2 separate regions of the Homo sapiens genome follow, and region 2 is linked to region 1. A link is an interaction called in ENCODE POLR2A ChIA-PET data of the cell type or tissue named here. Cell type or tissue: PC-9. All regions are shown on one strand. Region 1 overlaps SHOC1 (shortage in chiasmata 1). Region 2 has its middle 11 kb from the start of PTGR1.

Region 1 (2,500 bases):
GAACCAATCATGCCACTGCACTCCAGCCTGGGCTACAGAGGGAGACCTTGTCTTAAAGAAACAAAAAATCTCTTAGACAAGGTAGCATGAAATATTAAATAAAACAAAAATATAAAAATAAAGAATCACCCCTCAAAAACCAGTTATGTTTATCACAGAAATGGCATAGATATTTTAATATTAGTAAACCTGTAAATATAATCTTTGACATGAATAGGTCAGTAGAGAAAACACATTTGATTTTTCCCAATATGTACTAAAATGAGTTTGAATAAATTCAGCATCTATTTTTCACAGAAGTTTTTACAAAACTAGACACAGAATACTTCCCATTAAAGTGAGGAACAAAACAAGTTGTAAGTATTAAATAAGAGCAAATCCAAGCATTACAAGTCCTGTAGCTTATACAATTTGGGAGCCCTTTTTAAAACAAAACAAAAAATACAAGATTTTCTTGGCCCCTCTCAGGCCTCACAAAAAAACCTATGAAAAAGAGAAGTTTGAAACTTAAGCTTCCCCCCGCCCTCCCCTTTTTCTCCTATCCTGGGGAAGGCCACCTTTGTACGGCTGTTAGAACTTAATATTTTGTTTTAGATGCTTGGGCCAATGCAGTAAGAAATGACACTGAAAGAAAAGCTAGAATCACTAGAAACAAGAAAATTAAATTGTGCTTTTAAAAATTTGATATGCTTAAATGTTCAGACAACTCAAAAACATCCACCAGAATGGAGCTAATAATACTGCCTATTTAATAGAATTGTTAGAATTAAAGTAAATAATCCAATAAAGCACTTAGAATGGAGACTGGCACCTAATTAGGCTCTTTTAATAAACGTTAGTCAGTTAAATATACCTGCTCCACAAAGAGGTTAATTTTCTAATTCACTGATTCCTCTGTTTAATCTTTGTTGATTTTAGTCTCCTGCTTTACTTAGAGTTGCACTGCTTTTATTTTTAACTTCTTAAGTTGAATGCTTAGTCCACTTAAGGTTATAATAATTTAACACAATATATTTTCTCTGCATTTATTTTAGAGTTTAGATTTTCTCTTTTACCCAACAGTTATTAGAGAAGTTTTTTAAATGTAGTAATTAAAACAAAAAAAATGTTAAATTTGGAGATGATTTTATCTTTTAAAATTAAATTTGAGAGTAGTTTTATCAACTATTGGATAGTGTTACCTGTTAATGATTCCTTGTCTCCTGAGTTAAATGAAGATTCATGGTGCCTTTTCTGTCCTAAACTTTTTCCAGCTCTTTGGTAGAAATAAAGGCTGTTGAATTCTTTTTGATTTGCATTAGAATCAGAAGCACGAAATAAATCCAAACTGGGGACAGATGGTAATTCTCTCCAGAAAGTCTCATCTTTTGAACTTTCACATGTGAGGCCTTCAGACTCATCTGATAGACATTTTTGCTGATCAGTGAATAAATTACCTTTCTGAGAGTACAATTTGTTACATGCAGTCTGCTGTGCACCATATTGTAAGTTGAACGGGTGATTCTCTTGTTCCCATATATTTTTCTTAAAGTTCCAATGAAGAGGAGATTGAGTGCCCTCTAGTGAAAAGATAGGGTCCGATACATCTTTATTTATGAAACCTTTTGCTTCATGTGTTCTCCTTTTCTGAGAATTTATAAAACGGGGGACAACTGACACTCTCTTCTGAGTGTCAGTTGGTGATTTTATAGTTTCACAGTTCATTTGTGTTAGACCCAAAGAAAAGACATCTGACTCTGAATCACTGTGGTTTAGAAAGGAGTTATAAGCCGGTCTCCTTGATTCTATATTAATTAGAAAAGGAGTATTCTGCCCTATATTAGATTTACAGCTGGAGTCTTTCCAGTAGCTGGTCTGATTGTATGAAGTCACAGGTGGTAAAAAACTTGAGATTTCTTTTAGTTCCATAATGGAAGAGTTGTCATTCAAAATGGTGGTTTTGTCTTCCTGCACTGTCTCTCCTAATCCTAAATACTGATAATATTCATTATGTTCTTGAATGACAGAGTCTAAATCAGAAGCTGAACTTTGAGAAGACAAGGTACTAATCTGATTCCTATTTTCCTGAGGTGACGAAATTTGCGGTGATTTTGTTATGGAAGAAGAACCAATCTTGAATAGGGAAGTGATGCTACAAAAATGCTAAAAAATGAATTAATATAATGCAAATGTCAGTTTAGTAAATATAAATAATGATGCTTATCTATATGGAAAGAAGGCAAAATATAAATAGGTAGTCTATTCATAGATATTACATTGATCCAGGTATTAAGAACATGAAATCATTAGGCTCTATTAAAAGAAAAATTCATTGTAATTCATACTTATTTTCTAATCACTTGTAATAGAATTTTTAATAGTCTATTTTTCAGAACAATTTTAGGCTCACAGCAAATACAATAGAATTTTAGTTATACAATTCATACATGAATACTATTTCCTTGATAAGAATTTTAAAATATTACCAGTAAGGCTAAAGTTATCTTTACAGCTAGAATTA
Region 2 (2,500 bases), 81 kb before region 1:
GGTCCCGGGACTGTACTCCATCATCTCAGAAGTGTCTCCCAGCCGCAACTCCTGCCTGGCATTCTGAGACCACACAATGTATGTGGAGGGCTATGCTTGCTATCTCATGATCTCATTCCAGGTTATCATCTCCCCGATACTGACTTGTGTGCACCACACACTCCCATCTTGCCATCTCCTTGCCTCCACACAGACATCAGACAATCTCATTTCACATGTACCCCACCAGCCCCATGTTGGCTCCCCAAGATTCTCTTTGTATGGGGCGGGGGTTTGACAACAACAAACCATTTCCCTGCCAGAGTACTACCTGCCCAGCTAGAAGCTTTTGGCAGGAAAACGGGAGTCAGGAAGTGAGTGGTCTGTAGTCTTTGATCTTTCTGAAAGGCTGGGAAGAAGAAACGTTTCCTGGTTGGGTCCCCAAAGCTGAGGCTGAGAGCTCTGCCTGGACACTTCTGGGCATGCTTGTTCTGGCTGGCGCTAAAATGCAATGCTGGTGTTTGCTAATTCGTTCACCACACTTGCCAGGCCTCATGAAAAGATTCCTGCCAGGAGAGGAACCAGGAATCATGAGTTGGCTGAGTCGACACAGCATAAAGCTCAACTTAAACAGTTTATGGGTATTTTATTTCTGTTCTCTTTTTTCCTTGGTTCTGGTTTTCTAGCTTTGTATTACTATTATCAGAGTGGGCATAAATTTCAGTTCAATTTAGTTCAGATAGGATTCCAGCTGGGCGCAGTGGCTCATACCTGTAATCCAAGTACTTTGGGAGGTTGAGGTGGTGGATGGCCTAAAGCCAGGAGTCTGAGACCAGCATAGGCAATGTGGTGAAACCCCAGCTCTACGAAATTTTTTTTTTTAATTAGCCAGGTAAGGTGGTGCATGTCTGTGGTCCCAGCTAATTGGGAGACTGAAGAGGGAGGATAACCTGGGCCTGAGGAAGTTGATGCTGCAGTGAGCTATAATCATGCCACTGCACTCCAGCGTGGGTGACAGAGACCCTGTCTCAAAAAAAAAAAAAAAAAAAAAGATTCCAAGGTGCTTTGTTATAATCACTCCCTGGCAAATGCTTTCAGCTTCCTTGCTTTTTTCTTCCTCCATCAGTCACGCCTGGCATAACCCTAACCCCGAGTAAAAGCAATCACTGACTTTTCCACGCCTTCCCATGAGCCCCTGAACATTGTTGGCGAAAATTACTTAACTAGACTGACTGGTTTTCCTCTAATGATCACAAACAACACAAAGGCACACACGACACTGCCCAGTAACCCCAGAGATTCTCCAGGAAATTTCCTTACTCGCAAAACTTGATGACAATTTTATCCTTTCACACGGTTCTCAAGCCTCACCCCTCAACTATTCTTACCTGATGCTTCACTGAGAGATTAAAACAGATTAGACCAGAGACTTTGTCTTTTTATGGTCAAGACTACAAACTTTTCTGCATATGCATCCATCTTCACTCCTTTCTTTCTTTCTTTCTTTCTTTCTTTCTTTCTTTCTTTCTTTCTTTCTTTCTGTCTGTCTCTTTCTCTCTTTCTCTCTCTCTCTCTCTCTCTCTTTCTTTCTGTTTTTGAGACAGGGTCTCACTGGGTTGCCCAGGCTGGAGTGCAGTGGCACAATCTCGGCTCACTGCAACCTCCGCCTCCCAGGTTCAAGCCTTTCTCCTGCCTCACCCTCCCGATTAGCTGGGACTACAGGCATGCACCACCACACCGGGCCCATCTTCACTTTTCTTTCTGTGAAAATGGAGGCAGCTTCTCTCCTCCTACCAAAGGTTAATGTACTTGGGATGCATTTCTCCTAACCTTCCTAGGCTACCTGGATTATTTCTTTTCTCCTGCATAACTAACCTCTTCTGAATCAACTAGGACACTTTCCACCGCAAGTAAAAAGACAAAGGCCATCAGCAGACTGAACACTCCCAAATTTATATCTCCTGCCCAGGATGTCTTCCAGGCTCCATCGATTAATGGGCTGAAGAGCCTCCTGTGTCCAGCCTGGGCAACATGGCAAAACCTCGTCTCTACGAAAAATACAAAAATTAGCCAGGTGTGGTGGGGTGTGCCTGTAGTCCCAGCTACTCGGGAGGCTGAGGTGAGAGGATCGCTTGAGCCCGGGTGGTTGAGGCTGCAGTGAGCTGAGATCATGCCACCGCACTCCAGTCTGGGTGACAGAGCAGAGGGAGACTCTGTCTCAAGAATTAAAAAAAAAAAAAAAGTCACCTGGACATTTTCCCCATGGCATCTTAAACTTAACATGTTCTAAACTGAACTGATTTCTACCTGGAACAGATGCTTCTAGCTGCATTCTCTCTTGGTTCTTTGCTAGCAAGTATCCCCACGTTGTTTAGAATAGTAACATGTCTAGCTAAAAAATTGCTAGCCAAGCTCCTTTATTGTTAGAAGTGATCACATGACAATTCTGCCTGGAGGTATGAGCAGAAGTTACTGGATAGGGCCTCCAGGAAAGCTTTTCAAAAGTGGGCAGAACACACTC

What was found. ChIA-PET counts read pairs that join two places held together with the same protein. Peaks named below come from ENCODE experiments on the same cell type or tissue, not always from the same donor. Only the 100,000 strongest peaks of a DNase experiment are listed, where the experiment ranks them.
Region 2: POLR2A ChIA-PET joins it to region 1 with 5 read pairs; 4 of 35 experiments call an interaction of 5 or more read pairs at or near these places.

Annotation. Positions count from the first base shown.
Region 1 is chr9:111,690,370-111,692,869 of GRCh38, forward strand. SHOC1 (shortage in chiasmata 1) reads right to left here. Exons shown (of 28, transcript NM_001378211.1): 27 at 1,182-2,142. Among named protein-coding and RNA genes, the nearest start is that of GNG10, 30 kb to the left of the region's middle. In PC-9, CTCF peaks have their summits at 1,555 (motif pointing left) and 1,762; a DNase peak (open chromatin) is centred at 1,512.
Region 2 is chr9:111,609,837-111,612,336 of GRCh38, forward strand. It overlaps the pseudogene LRRC37A5P. Among named protein-coding and RNA genes, the nearest start is that of PTGR1, 11 kb to the left of the region's middle. In PC-9, no CTCF peak of the experiment used is centred here; a DNase peak (open chromatin) is centred at 1,265; H3K27ac peaks cover 2,064 bases.